Regions from separate parts of the Homo sapiens genome. Here region 2 is linked to region 1. Evidence: read pairs that join two places in POLR2A ChIA-PET (ENCODE). Cell type or tissue: IMR-90. All regions are shown on one strand.

Evidence for each region. Peaks named below come from ENCODE experiments on the same cell type or tissue, not always from the same donor. Only the 100,000 strongest peaks of a DNase experiment are listed, where the experiment ranks them.
Region 2: POLR2A ChIA-PET joins it to region 1 with 10 read pairs; 2 of 35 experiments call an interaction of 5 or more read pairs at or near these places.

The regions. Positions count from the first base shown.
Region 1 is chr12:95,079,366-95,087,365 of GRCh38, forward strand. FGD6 (FYVE, RhoGEF and PH domain containing 6) reads right to left here. Exons shown (of 21, transcript NM_018351.4): 19 at 6,415-6,543; 20 at 5,133-5,281; 21 at 1-2,191. The coding sequence ends at 2,155. Among named protein-coding and RNA genes, the nearest start is that of NR2C1, 9.7 kb to the left of the region's middle. In IMR-90, no CTCF peak of the experiment used is centred here; a DNase peak (open chromatin) is centred at 4,756; H3K27ac peaks cover 650 bases.
Region 2 is chr12:95,596,939-95,604,938 of GRCh38, forward strand. No RefSeq gene overlaps it. Among named protein-coding and RNA genes, the nearest start is that of USP44, 49 kb to the left of the region's middle. In IMR-90, no CTCF peak of the experiment used is centred here; a DNase peak (open chromatin) is centred at 4,943; H3K27ac peaks cover 1,416 bases.

The DNA.
Region 1 (8,000 bases):
TTAGATTTAGAACTGGCTCATGATTCAGCCAGGTCTTAGAAGATAGAATAGCCTGGCTGATATTTTTTAGATTATAAGGCTTAAGCCAAACCTTGTAGTCAGAAGGCTGAGAGCTCAAGAGGAGGGAAAGAAAACCCAAATAACTTGTCTTGCTAAATGCCAGACGCAGAAACAGTTTATAAGGTACAACTTTAGCCTCCAAAAAGGAATACACTAAAAACTGCAACGATTCTAACATGGAAGCCTTATTTATGTGATCTTGATTATATAAAATTGAGCTACAAAGAAATTTTAGTGTACCTGCTATGACAGAAAGGGGATGGCATGTTAGGATTGTGTATGAGGTTCAAATGACTCCATGGCAAAAAATCGCCACAAAAAACTATAGCAGCCAACTCTAGATCTAGTAGGGACTCTGGTGCTGTACCAAACAGCATTCAAAAGGCCCCAGAAAGGCACTCAGTAATCCTCATGGTTGCTGTTAAGGATCACACTGAATTAGGAAATCCTTTATTTAGAGGCAGAAAGGAAAATTCTTGTACCCTTTAAAGAAATATTATATGGATAACCTTGCTGTTCAATTTTTTTTTTTTTTTTTTTTTTGAGATGGAGTCTCGCTCTGTCATCCCAGGCTGGAGTGCAGTGGCACCATCTCGGCTCACTGCAACCTCTGCCTCCTGGGTTCAAGCGATGCTCCTGCCTCAGCCTGCTGAATAGCTAGGACTACAGCCATGTACCACCACGACCGGCTAATTCTTGTATTTTTAATAGAGATGGGGTTTCACCATATTGGCCAGGCTGGTCTCGATCTCCTGACCTCAGGTGGTCCAACGGCCTCGGCCTCCCAAAATGCTGAGATTGTAGGTGTGAGCCACCGCTCATGGCAGTTAAGATAATTTATAGTTTAAACTTAGTTAATAAATTGTGTATTGTGAACATCAGGGATGGCTTTTATCACAGTGTTATTTCATTTTCTTCTGCTAATCAACAATTGTATGTGCAAGGTAGTTCATATGTTAAACAGTAAGTGCACCAGAATTATGAATCTAAATCTTTCCTAAGGAGGTGTGCTGATAGCTGCTTATAGAGAAAGGATTTGTTGTTTTTTTTTTTAATTAGGAGGGAGGATATCACAAACTGGCAGAAAAAGACCTTTTGAAAATGAATACTATAGAATTTCAGTTATTACTGGCTTATAATTATGCTTTTCTGATATAGTAATTCCAGTTCCATTTGTAATGCACAATATTTTTGGAAATGTAACATTACTTATAGATACAAATATCATCATTGACTTGGGCTCAGAACTCTTATAATAGCAGGGAATATTATGTGACATAATGCTTGCTATATTTTGCTATTTTAAAAAATGATACATTTATGTTTGTTTCGAAGTGGTAGATTTTTTAAAAGATTGGACTTAAAAGCCGGAAGAGTTGGTTATTTGTGGTATTCTGCAAATAAAAACATCTTCATTCCTACTCACAGTTTTAAAAAATTCAGATTCTATCTCTTTGCTATAATTCTTTGATGATGTAATATTAACTCCTGCCAAAGAGGTACCTAACAACAGAAATACTTTAGATAATTTACTGAAATTTCAGTTCACAGTTACTGAGGTAGAAGCTGGCCATGTTTTTCCACTAAAAGATACAAATATTCACCCAAGTTTATTGATTCAAAGACATGCATTTTTTTCATCAGCAGTTTTATAATAATCACAATTCCTAAACCAAGCACTTTGTGGAAATTTGCTCCTTGCTATGTGTTTTTTCCTTACAAAGACTTTCCACCAGTAAGATTGTTACAATGTAAGGTAAGAAAACAGTGTGAACTATGTCACGAATAGTTAATACAGTATACAGTATTAAGATAGTTTTTCTGGTCTCTAAAGAAATGGTACTTTAGAATTCAGTGTGTCTCAGAAATAATTCTGACCATTAAGTAAACATCAAAATTTTAATAAATAACATAAATGAAAAAACAAACACCTTTTAAAAATTGCTTATACCTAACAAAACAATTTCTTTGATGAAGGGTCTGGTTGGCTTTATCTTGGCAGTGTTCATTTTTATACAATTTTTGAATTGCATTTACTCCATTCTGATGAAATTCCACCTCTTTGGAATCACAGAAGAGATGAAACCAATACTGCTACAATATTGTGCCTTCCTGAAATGCTTCTATCCACCTATTGATAAGAGAAATCGGTTAGATTTGTAAAACCTAATCATCTGACGTGTGAACACCATATAGATGACAGCTGGGCCTGTGGTCCTCATTACCATAACAACATAGGTAAGATATATATATATATGTATTTTTTTTTTTTTTTTGAGACAGAGTTTTGCTCTCGTTGCTCAGGCTGGAGTGCAATAGTGCTATCTCGGCTCACCACAATCTCTGCTTCCTGGGTTCAAGCGATTCCTCCCAAGTAGCTCGAATTACAGGCATGTGCCACCACACCTGGCTAATTTTGTATTTTTAGTAGAGACGGGGTTTTTCCATGTTGGTCAGGCTGGTCTTGGACTCCCGACCTCATGTGATCGGCCTGCCTCGGCCTCCCAAAGTGTTGGGATTACAGGCGTGAGCCACCGTGACCGGCCAGTAAGATCTTTTCTTGCAGCAAATTGGCCTTCTGCATACATGGAACTACCCTTTATTTGGTAATTTGGTCCAAAATTTAGCCTGGAAAGTGTGCCTCTCATTTCTGATAGGCATAAGGAAGGGACCATTTCATGTATAAAGGTTCTATGAAGTCTTGATGCTACCAATTAATTTATTTTGGAAGTTGATATTTCAGTGAAGGCTTTATTACAACTTCTTTTTTATCTGGAATTTGGACTCAGTGCTTTTAGGAACACTAGTTCCCTGTCTCCTCCTACCTTAACTCTAGCTATCAGAGTTTCCTTGTATATCCCCTAATCCAGACCTGTTTCAAGATTTGCAATTAAAAGGAATCTGGCATCTAGTGTTGATCAAAAGTTTGCATGCTGTATGAGAGCTTCTCGGCTGGGCGCCGTGGCTCATGCCTGTAATCCCAGTACTTTGGGAGGCTGAGTTGGGCAGATCACCTGAGGTCAGAAGTTCGAGACCAGCCTGGCCAATATGGTGAAACCCTGTCTCTACTAAAATACAAAAATTAGCTGGGCGTGGTGGTGTGCGCCTGTAATCCCAGCTACTTGGGAGGCTGAGGCAGGAGAATTGCTTGAACCCAGGAGGCAGAGGTTGCAGTGAGCTGAGACTGCGCCACTGAACTCCAGCCTGGGCAACAGAGCGAGACTGTCTCAAAAAAAAAAAAAAAAAAAGAGCTTCTCAAAGTTTCACAGACATCTTTCCAAAATTCTTTAGTCTCAAAGTTTTATCTGACAATATACACAGCTGCAATTATTCAGAAGATACTTGAGAGTAGTCTTTTTCCTCCCTACTAATGTAATTGCTTCTGAACTTTTTCTTCTTTCTTATGGAAATATCATTTCTTACGGTATTATTTTATGTAGGCTGGGCATGGTGGCTCACACCTGTAATTCCAGCACTTTGAGAGGCTGAGATAGGTGGACTGCTTGAGCCCAGGAGTTTCAGACCAGCCTGGGCAACATTGCTAGACTCTGTCTCCATTAAAAAAAAAAAAAAAAAAAAAAAAAAAAATATATATATATATATATACACACACATACACACACACACACACACACACAGAAGAGAGTCCAGAGAACTATGAACACTTGAAATCACTCAGTTTAATTATTTTGTAAAAGCAACCTATAACAGATTCAGTTCAAATTTTAAGGAATTTTCAAAAATTTAATATTGAACATAAATAGCATGTTATACTGCCATAGCAAGGCTTTTTTCCCACTAAAATTAATACATTTTAATATTCTGTCATGTACTTCAAAAAGCAATCCATATGATATTAATAAAGAGAAATTTATAATTTAGCCTGGGTCAATTCTAAATTATAAGTAAACTGACTTCCTTTACCTAACTACATGTAATTCTGTCTTGGTGGCATTTCTATCTTGTCAACTCAATGATATAAGCAAAAGATGACATATATTGAAAAGCAGTACTTTTTTTCAGTTTGATGAAAATTGTAAGAAAGCTAATATCTGACAATATTAGGGCAATTACTATTTTGTCTAAATAATTTTTATAGAAAAGATGGTTAAGTGACATAATTTAAAAATATTCTCCAGTAGCCAAAGGAAAATATTTGGAAGAATAGCTATATACTGTTGGATATCCTAAAATAGACTGAAAAAAGAGTCTTACAGAGTGTGTGTAACATTGTGCCTGGCTGGTATTCAGGGATGTGTGCAATTCTGGTACATTAATCTTAACTGTCTTAAGAAACTAAAAGCTTTGCTCACTCAAAGCATTCTTTTTTATTTTCATGCACTTTTAAGCTTGTGGAGAACACATGAACACCTCTTCCTGAAAACAAAAATGTATTCTTTTGTGAAGCCAAGGTAAAAATCAAATGAGAGATGATGAACTATTTTGTTCAAAAGAGACCTAATTTCACAGAGGTAGATACGCATCTCTATGTTAAGCAAACTGATAACATCTAAGTAAAGATTCTTGCTGGAATTCTGAGGAGACTGTTTCAGCCTTTGCCATCTAAACTGATAGCCATTTCCTTCTACTCAGTCACTGGAACAGCATGGGAGTCTCTTAATGTGTTTGACCTTTTCCCCAAAGAAGTTAGCGAGCAGCTGTTTAAACTCCTGCTGTTCCATGGCACAAATGAATCGCTGGATTGCCAAAGTCCTGGAATGTTTCAAGGGAAGATTCTTACCCTCATAGAAGGAGAGGTCAAATGCCTTAGCTTTCCTTCCTTTCAGCAGAGCAGCATCACGCTGCTTCCTCTGAGATCACGTGTAGATAAAATACTTTGTATAGGACTACCTATTTTCTTTTCCCCTCTGCCTCCTGAAAATATTCCAGATACCCCTGCCTTGTCTTTAAAACAATTCTGAAGAGTTTAAATAATACGTTAAATCTTTCTAATTAAAATCTCTGATGTAAATTTTGAGTTGTCCCCATGCCTTAAAGTAGGTCATTTTACAAGCAACCATTAAAAAACTGAAATCTCATGAATAAAAGAAAAATATGGCCAGATTACTTACTTCTGAGCCGAATGAGCATCCTCTGCTTTGAATACATAAAATAACATGTTTTTGTGCAGTAACTGAAATACTTTAGACTCGGAATTCTCATCTTTAACTTGAATAACAGTGAATCCTAATAAAGGCTGACTCTCCAAAGCGGCCACGTCCTAATTTAAAAACATACAAATGGAGAAAAGTTTTTAGATTGAGACAAAATTCAGATTTGAAAACTCTTGATCTACATAGCTCTAATTTAATTTCAATTATTCACATATAAGGTAATGATAATTCTAACAACTTACTCACTTCTCATTTATTCAATAATATTCATTGAGCCACTCCCTCCCTAGGTACCCTATATGCCAGGCACTGTGGCACACAATTTCTGGCATGTTCACATCTACTGAATTTCACAACATCCTCACTAAACCAAGGAAGGCACGTGATTATATTACTTTCATTTTATGGATGCAGAAAACAGCTCAGAAAGGTAAGCTATTCACCTGGATCTCACTAAGGAAAAGTGTGGACCCTACAGCAGTGTTTTCATAGGATGGTGGAACACAGGGTGATCAGGTAGGAGAAAAGGACAGAATTAGAGTAAACTGCTAGAATTGTTTATAATCCAAAAAAGCCTATCTTATCTATGCTGCTGTCAGATCAATGCAATCTAACGATGACAGTAAAGGGAGTATCACTCAAGAGAGCTTGGCAGAAAGAAACACAGCTCTGCCTTTTTTTTTTTTTTTTTTTTTGAGACAGAGTCTCTCTGTTGCCCAGGCTGGAGTGCAGTGGCACGATCTCAGCTCACTGCAACCTCTGCCTCCCGGGTTCAAGCAATTCTCCTGCTTCACCCTCCCAAGTGTCTGGGATTACAGGCACTCCACTAATATTTGTATTCTTAGTAGAGACGGGGTTTCGCCATGTTGGCCAGGCTAGTCTCGAACTCCTGACCTCAGGTGATCCACCCCCACTCAGCCTCCCAAAGTGCTGGGATTACAGGTGTGAGCCAGTGCACCTGGGGGCAGCTCTGCCTTTAGTAAAGTAATTAGTAGTCACACGACACACACAAAAATTGCATTTTAATAATATGGAAAATTCCTAACACATTTGAGAAAGAGCTCTCCAGGTACAAAGCAAGAACACTGTTCACATTAAAAATAACAGCAACAACACCTCCCCCATCCAAAAGCAAAGCAAAAAATCTTATGTAAAATAAATGGATTTTTAAAATATTGTAATTACTTGCAGTTGGCATTACAAAACCCCAAATTACTCATCTTTAGATTTCAGATCTTACCTCACTTGCAGCATATGTATATAGTACTTTATTTTTTATGACAAACCAAAAGTGTTTCCAGGGTTTTTTATTGCCCTTTGATCTGTACAAGTAGCCACTCATAGAAGAATCCTCTGTGTTTGCTGATACCTAGATAAGAAACCCCATACAAAGTTTAATGGTTTTCAGACAAATTATAACAGCAAAATTATTTGCAACCAATAGGTGCTGAAAGCAATAACTGTAATGATAGAATGTTTCAGAATGAAATATATTTTCAAAGTGCTACTATACAAATTGAACTCTGCTATTAACATGAGCACAAAAAAGAAGACAACCATGTTAGAGGCAATTATAGAATTTTACTTGGTTTAACTGTGCCTGCACGTGTTTGCGTATGTTTCTTGGTGGGTTCATCTGTGTTTTCTGGGTTGGCAGGTGAAGAAAAATAGTTCCAGAAGACTAAAATGCTTTTCTAAAAGCTGGATTTGGGGACTTGGGGATTTGTTTTTTATTGCTCTTATTTTGGGGCATCAGGGAAAATTATTTGAACCTTTAATTCTGTTCCTAAAAAACTTTTTGGACTTCTAAAAACCATACAAACAGAATAATAAACAGAAAATTCTACTATTAAGGAAGCTCATTTTAAGAATCAATCTTTGCTTCCCAAATTATAGTAAGAAAGAAAAGAGGCTAATTTTTACTTCATAAAAAGTTGAAAATGTTTTCATCTCTATGCAAAAAGACAGTAAGCTTTTACTGATTGATTTTTTTTTTCTTTTTTTTTTTTTTTTTTTTTGAGACTGAGTCTTGCTCTGTCACCCAGGCTGGAGTGCAGTGGCCCGATCTCAGCTCACTGCAAGCTCCACCTCCCAGGTTCACGCCATTCTCCTGCCTCAGCCTCCCGAGTAGCTGGGACTACAGGCGCCTGCCACCACGTCCGGCTATTTTTTTTTTTTGTATATTTTTAGTAGAGATGGGGTTTCATCATGTTAGCCAGGATGGTCTCCATCTCCCGACCTTGTGATCCACCCGCCTTGGCCTCCCAAAGTGCTGGGATTACAGGCGTGAGCCACCACACCGGCCTTTTTTTTTTTTTTTTTTTTTTTAAGACAGTCTCACTCTGTCACCCAGGCTGGAGTGCAGTGGCACAATCTCAGCTCGCTGCAACCTCTGCCTCTTGGGTCCAAGCACTTCTCGTGCCCCAGCCTCCCGAGTAGCTGGGATTACAGGCGTGCACCACCATGTCCAGCTAATTTTTGTATTTTTAGTCGAGACAGGGTTTCGCCATGTTGGCCAGGTTGGTGTTGATTTGCCTGCCTTGGCCTCCCAAAGTGCTGGGATTACAGGTATGAGCTATCGTGCCTGGCCTATTGACTCTAATAATGGTTATTAAAAGCTGTGTTCTTAAAAATGTAGGAGTAGATAAATAACAAAATGTTTAGGATCTACCTTAGTAATGGTATGGCAGGCACACGCTTAAGGTGGCTTCCCATGACCCTTGCTGTAGAGAGTCACACTGCTGTACATTCTCCTCCCCCTGAGTGTGGACAGGACCTACGACTTGCTTCTAACTAAGAATTTGGTGAGGGTGATAGGATGTCACT
Region 2 (8,000 bases), 520 kb after region 1:
AAAAACCCCTTGCAGCCAGTCCAACCCCAGAGCCCATGCTCATAATTACTTACTATTCAATCTCCCCAGATAAATTAGTCCTCCTATTTTTTTTTTTTTTTGATACAGATTCTCCCTGTTGTTGGCTGGGCTGGAGTGCAATGGCACGATCTTGGCTCACTACACCTCCGCCTCCTGGGTTCCAGCAATTCTCCTGCCTCAGTCTCCCGAGTAGCTGGGATTACAGGCGCCCACCACCACGCCTGGCTAATTTTTGTATTTTTGGTAGAGATGGAGTTTCACCATGTTAGCCAGGTTGGTCTTGAGCTCCTGACCTCAGGTGATCCACCTGCCTCAGCATCCCAAAGTGCTGGGATTACAAGTGTGAGCCACCGTACCCGGCCAGTCCTCCTATTTTCATCACTTATGTTATCCTACAGTTTTCCTTAAAAAACTATATAGTGAGATATATATATATACACACACACATATACACACACACGTGTATATATATATATACATGTATATATACACACACACATACATGTATGTTTTATATATATATATGTAGCTGGGATTACAGGCTCCTGCTACCATGCCTGGGTAATTTTTATATTTTTAGTAGAGACGGGGTTTCACCATGTTGGCCAGGCTGGTCTTGAACTCCTGACCTCAGGTGATCTGCCCAAAGTGCTGAGATTATAGGCGTGAACCATTGCGCCCAAGTAGCTGGGATTACAAGCTTTTTTTTTTTTTTTTTTAAATTATACTTTAAGTTCTAGGGTACGTGTGTACAACGTGCAGGTTTGTTACATATGTATACATGCGCCATGTTGGTGTGCTGCACCCATTAACTCGTCATTTACATTAGGTATATCTCCTAATGCTATCCCTCCCCCTCCCCCAACCCCATGACAGGCCCCGGTGTGTGATGTTCCCCTTCCTGTGTCCAAATGTTCTCATTGTTCAATTCCCACCTATGAGTGAGAACATGCGGTGTTTCGTTTTTTGTCCTTGCGATAGTTTGCTGAGAATGATGGTTTCTAGCTTCATCCATGTCCCTACAAAGGACATAAACTCATCATTTTTTATGGCTGCATAGTATCCCATGGTGTATATGTGCCACATTTTCTTAATCCAGTCTATCATTGATGGACATTTGGGTTGGTTCCAAGTCTTTGCTACTGTGAATAGTGCCGCAATAAACATAGGTGTGCATGTGTCTTTATAGCAGCATGATTTATAATCCTTTGGGTATAAACCCAATAATGGGATGGCTGGGTTAAATGGTATTTCTAGTTCTAGATCCTTGAGGAATCGCCACACTGTCTTCCACAAAGGTTTAGGAACACTTTTACACTGTTGGTGGGGCTTTTTTTTTTTTTTTTGAAACTATACTATAAGAACACTATGTTTGTTTTGCTGGCCACAGTATCTCATTGCATATAGCACAGTACCTGGCACAGAGTCAATGCACAGTAAATATCAATTAAGCTAAATACTTGGACAATTATTTAATCATTATGCTTAGCATCTAATCAGTTACCATGGGCAAAAGTAACAAAATGCTTTATTTGTTGAGTACATACTCTGTCGATAGCAAGTTGTAGGCTCTGAGATAAGAAGATCAAGACATGATCTTTGCCTTCAAGGAACCTCCAATCCTCAGTGGGGTTTAGGGCAGGGACAAGGACAAGGGCATAAAAGGATTAATAATAATGCAGGTGGGCAGGTGTAGACACCTGACTATAGATAGTGTCACCACTTTCTAGGAACTTCACAGCTTCATAAAAGAGTCATCATGGAGGCTTCCATTCTTTGAAGGGCAGAGAATGCTTTCATATATATATATATACTTTTTTTTTTTTTTTTTTTTTTTGAGAGACAGTCTTGTTCTGTTGCCAGGCTGGAGTGCAGTGGCACGATCTCGGCTCACTGCAACCTCTGCCTCCTGGGTTCAGGCGATCTCCTGCCTCAGCCTCCCAAGTAGCTGGGACTACAGGTGCCCGCTACCATGCCCAGCTAATTTTTGTATTTTTAGTAGAGGTGGGATTTCACCATGTTGGCCAGGATGTTCTCAGTCTCTTGACCTCGTGATCCACCCGCCTCGACCTCCCAAAGTGCTGGGATTACAGGCGTGAGCCACCGCGCCCGGCCTCTTCCCTATATATTTAACTGTAACTTCTCTTAAGCATTTTTATTTTTTAATTTTTATTTACTTATTTATTTTTTGAGACAGGGTCTCACTCTGCCTGCCCATGCTGGAGTGCAGCGGTGTGATCTTGGCTCACTGCAACCTGCACCTCCCAGATTCAAGTGATTCTCCCGCCTCAACCACCCAAGAAGCTGCAATTACAGGCACACACCACCACACCAGGCTAAATTTTGTATTTTTAGTAGAGACAGAATTTCACCATGTTGGCCAGGTTGGTCTCAAACTCCTGGGCTGAAGTGATTCTCCCGCCTTGGCCTCCCAAAGTGCTGGGATTACAGGTGTGAGTCACTGTGCCTAGCCTCTTACAGATTTTTAGAAAGAAAGTTTTATATTCTCCTCTTTCTGATCTATCATTTTTTCCAGGAAATTCTTTCAACCTAAATCTTATATAATCAATTTCTGTTCTTAGAGAATAGGAATTGATAGTGAATATTCATCTACAGGCTTTGAGGATCATTATTAAGTTACTTTCCAGTGACTTAATTTTTAATTCACTTAATTATTAAGTCACTCTACAGGCTATACAATTTTATTTTATTATTATTATTATTATTATTATTATTATTTTGAAGATGGGGACAGGGTTTTGCTCTGTTGCCAGGCTGGAATGTAGTGGTGTGATCTCAGCTCACTGCATCCTCCAAGTCCCAGGCTCAAGTGATCCTCCCCCCTCAGCCTCCTACATAGCTGGGACTATAGGCATGCACTACCATGCCAGGCTATACAATTTTACTTTTTAAAAAATTTTCAGCCAGGTGCAGTGGCTCATGCCTGTAATCCTAGCACTTTGGGAGGCTGAGGTGGGCAGATTGCATGAGCTCAGGAGTTTGAGACCAGCCTGCGCAACATAGTGAGACCCCATCTCTACTAAAATACAGAAAATTAGCTGGGCGAGGTAGTGCAGGCCTGTAGTTCCAGCTACGCGGAGGCTGAGGTGGGAGGATCACTAGAACCAGGGAGACAAAGTTGGCAGTGAGCCAGGATTGTGCCACTGCACTCCAGCCTGGACAACAGAGTCTTGCTCTGTCGTCAAAAAAATAAAAATAATAATAATAATTCATTCTGTTTTCTTTTCCTATCTTTCAGTCATAATCATTTCTCTCTTCTACCTTATCTCCAAGATTTCCAGGTTTCTTTTACATTGTGAAGCTGAGATTTGATCATGTTCCTTGTAATAGGATTATTTTTACTATTTCTGCTGACTTTCCTTTTTCTCCTTTTTTTAAAGAAAATAATTTTTATTATAAAATTTTCCTGTAATTGACAGTAGCATATAATTAACTTTGCACAAGTCATATCCCCTCTGCAGCAGATTGAACCACATCTCCTGATATTCATAACCCTCTGCAGTCTTCTCTTGAATCTGGGCTGGCCGTGAGGCCTGCTTTAACCAACAGAACACAGAGGAAGGCTTAAGCCTTAAGAAGACCTAGCAGCTTTCTCGGGGAAGCCAGCTGCCATGTAATATGTCCATCCTAAGACCGCCATGCTGTGAGCAGTTGTCCTCCACATGGCCTCTCCACGAGCCCAACCTAGCCACACGGAGAAGCCATGTGGTGGAGAACAAAGTCCCTGGCCAACAGCCTCAGCCGATCTTCCAACGGACAGCTAGCACCCACTGGCCTGGCTATGAATGAGGCCATCTTGGAAGTAGATTGTCTAGTCATAGTTGCGCCATCCCAGCTGCTGCCATGTGGAGCAGTGACAAGCTCTCCTTGCCAAGCCCTGCACAAATTGAAGAATTGTGAACAAATCATTTCTTTAAGACAGTATTTTTTGGAGTAATTTGTGAAATACCCAGAAATAATTGAAACACTCTCTCTGGGCGAGGCTTTCTTTTTTTCACCTGTAAAGTGAATTAGTTGGACAAGTTAATCTCTACCTCTTATAACCTATTAGAGTGTAGTCTGTGTTGTTCCATTGCTGCTCAACTTCTGCCCACAACCTGATACTGGTCCTGTATCTTCTTATTTGATACTAACTTGTGACTAGGCTTGTTGAAATTTATTGTCTTTTTCTCCCCTTTAGATTAAGTCTCTAACTCGCCAGAATCATTTTAAATCGGTATTTTAGGTGCTGATTTCCATCCTACAGTGTGTTAATACTGCTCCCAGCTTGGTGATGTGTCCACTTTATGAGCTTGCCTTCTCCTCCATCATTTCCTTCAGAAATCTCACAGCTGTGTTCTCACAGCTGGACTGGCAGATTCGCTGTCCTTTTTGGCCCTCAGAAAATCTTATTGGCATAGTTTCTAGGATTCAAAACTCTGAAACTTGCCTTTCCGACCCATTTTGCTGTTTCTGGCTCAAGCATATTCCCAAATTGGTCTCTTTTTCCAAGATATAGCATGCCCATTCCTGTGAATTTCTTGTGAATAACATGTGCTATTAGGAAGTTAATGAGAAAAATACTTTTCTTTTTTGGTGGAGTCTTGGCTCAGAATATTCCTGAAGTAATCATCATCAATTAACTATGCCTCAAGACTTCTGTGATAGGGATGTAAAGCCAATAATTCTTTTTTACATCACGTTGAATTCATGTCTCAGAATATTGCAGCACATCTGTTCTTGAGCTGAATTTATTCCAGAAGGAACATGTTTCCTAATAAATATTGTCCAGTCATTTTTGAAGGACCTTTAAGCTCGGAGAGCATTAAAGTAATTGATTCTCAGCATTTTTCAAACTACTTTCAGGTTTAGCCACTGCTGGCCATCTGTTTATTCAGTTTAGAAGGAGTTCCAAACATAGCCTAGAGTCATCATGAGTAATCTTAACAGGCTCACTGGAGCATATGCCATAACTCCCATCTTCCTAGGATTTCAAAAAATGCTGTTGAAAAGAACTGCATGCCTTTTAGGGCCCACCTCTCCTTTCTTGCAGATGATAGACTATCTAGGAGCTAAACATGTTACCTGACGCAACAACAAAATAGAAGCGTTGATCTATGGGGCAGGCAGACTGTAAGGTTCACGCAACACAAATTCCCATGGTGCAAGGTTACTAGTTCTAGGGCAGAAGGCCACTGTTTTTCCAACTCACCCCTCAACCCACTCCAATTGGAAAAGCACTCATTGTCACAGGCCCCTTAAACATTTGCCTAAACACTTTCTGGGGTAATATGATTTACCCCAGAGATCATGACTCTGTGCTTTCCTACGTAGTGGGTCTTTTTTTGTTTTTTGTTCAGCATCCTTTCTCTTCAGAAGTGTCTTTCCTCTACATCCTGTGATTCTGATGGGCTACAATTCCCAGGCTTCACTTATTTCACTATAGTAACAGCACATGATCCAGGCTTGACCAGTCATGGTAACTTCTTCGTCTGGACACCGGTATTGGTTCAGGTTGGCAATTGATCCAAGCAGGGCCAATCAGAGACTTGGCTGAACTGATAGATGGATGATGGTGGAAGATTCCTCTGCAGAAGATGCTACATTAGAATGCAGCATGCAACCACACATAGTAATTGTCCTAAGCCACATGGAGTCTGCCTTATATTAAGAGAAAACTAGGCTGGGCGCAGTGGCTCATGCCTGTAATCCCAGCACTTTGGGAGGCTGAGGCGGGTGGATCATGAGTTCAGGAGATTGAGACCATCCTGGCTAATACAGTGAAACCCCGTCTCTACTAAAAATACAAAAAATTAGCCGGGCGTGGTGGTGGGCACCTGTAGTCCCAGCTACACGGGAGGCTGAGACAGGAGAATGGCGTGAACCCAGGAGGCGGAGCTTGCTATGAGCTGAGATCGCGCCACTGCAATTCCAGCCTGGGCGACACAGTGAGACTCCGTATCAAAAATAAATAAATAAATAAATAAATAAATAAATAAATAAATAAATAGAAAACTAACACATGGGAGCCGAGTGGAAACAGAGAAGATGAGAAGTGCCAATGTTGGTCTGACCCCTGGATACAGCTATATTTGAACTTCTAAGATATTCATTTACTTTTTTACTTTAGCGCATTTAAGTTGTGTTTGTCTCATTTGCAATCCAAGAGTCATCATTAACAGCAACGTAGTCTTTAAGAAAAATGTATGCAACCTTAAAAATAGCTTCCTTCTTAGAAATGTAAATCACAGTTGTTGAAACTTTAGAACAGGTTTTCATATAATTTGGTAATTTTTTGGAAGGTGAGAATTTTTTAGAGGCGAGAGTGGTTTCCTTAATCCAGGCAGGTGGTGCCTTGTCTGACAAGATTCTCCATCCAAATCTTTCAAAAAAATGTATTGTGACCTACTGGGAAGTTTTAGTTCAGGGAATAGAGTTGTTGCTTCACTCTGTCCCAAAATATTAGGAATACAGGACCCAAGGAAATAACTGAAATGAAGGAACTGTGGCCCATGTATCTCTTTAGGAATGCCTGTTGATTTTAAGATCTACTGACGATATGATGGATGAATCCACTGAGCTTAAGCTATTTTCTGTTGGGTGTGTTGGGAGAAGTGAAAAGGACGCTTTAAGCACAGACAATCAGTAGTTTCATTTTTAGTTTGTCTCTCACTCCAAGCTTTGTAATTAAGCATTTTTATCTTTACAAAGCCCACTGGCATCATCCGCTTTAAGATTTTCTAAGATGTTTCGGAATGTCTCCTTCTTCCTACTTCTTCCCTTTCCTCCTTTTTACTTTAATTTTGTCTTTTCACTTTGATTTTGTCTTTTCACTTTGATAAGTGATTTTCAGTTTAAATTTTATCTGTATTTTATATTTTAAGTTATGTTAAACATATTTTGGAGGTACACCAAATACACACATACATACTAGATAGGGCTGGAGACTTCTGGCAAACTAGGTGGAAATATTGATGAAATTATGCGTTGCATTTGGACTCAACTTTATCCTCTAAAAATCAACAAGCACATTAGAGAACTTAGTAAAATTGATCCTTTTGATAAGTATACTATATTATTATTGAGCAGCTGTGTGTAAGGAATTATGCCAAATATTGAGAATGAGAAGAAGAAAATGATTTGATTCTCTGCCCTTGAGGAATCTATGATGGGAAACAGATTCAATGTCCCAGAAAGGCAGAAGGAATGCTTCTTCTATTAGGCTCACATTACACCTGTCTTGATTATAGCATATATCATAATTATTTCTTTAGGTATTCATGTCTTCCTTTGGAATAAAAACTCTATGTTGAGCCAATTGGCTGTCTTCTTCATTTTTATATTCTCTGTGCCTAATATTGTCCCTGACACAGTAGTTATGTTTTTATTTTTTTGAGATAGGATCTTATTCTGTTGCCCAGGCTGAAGTGCAGTGGTGTGATCTTGGCTCACTGTAGCCTCGACCTCCTTGGCTCAAGAAATCCTCCCACTTCAGCCTCCCGAATAGCTGGGACCACGGGCTTGTGCCACCACACCTGGCTAGTTTTTATATTTTTTATAGAGACAGTGTTTTGTCATATTGCCCAGGCTAGTCTCAAATGCCTGAGCTCGAGTAATCTGCTTGCCTCAGCTTCCCAAAGGGCTGGGATTACAGGCGTGAGCCACTGTGCCCAGCAGTAGTTACTTAATAAAAGCTTGATGTCGATGCAGTTAATGGAATGTGCAACTCAAACTGACTTTAAAAATGAGGAAGTCTGCCAGGCGCAGTGGCTCACGCCTGTAATCCCAGCACTTTGGGAGGCCAAGGCGGGCAGATCACGAGGTCAGGAGTTTGAGACCAGCCTGACCAACATGGTGAAACCCCGTCTCTACTAAAAATGAAAAAATTAACTGGGCATGGTGGCAGGCACCTGTAATCCCAGCTACTCAGGAGGCTGAGACAGGAGAATCTCTTGAACCCGGGAGGCACATGTTACAGT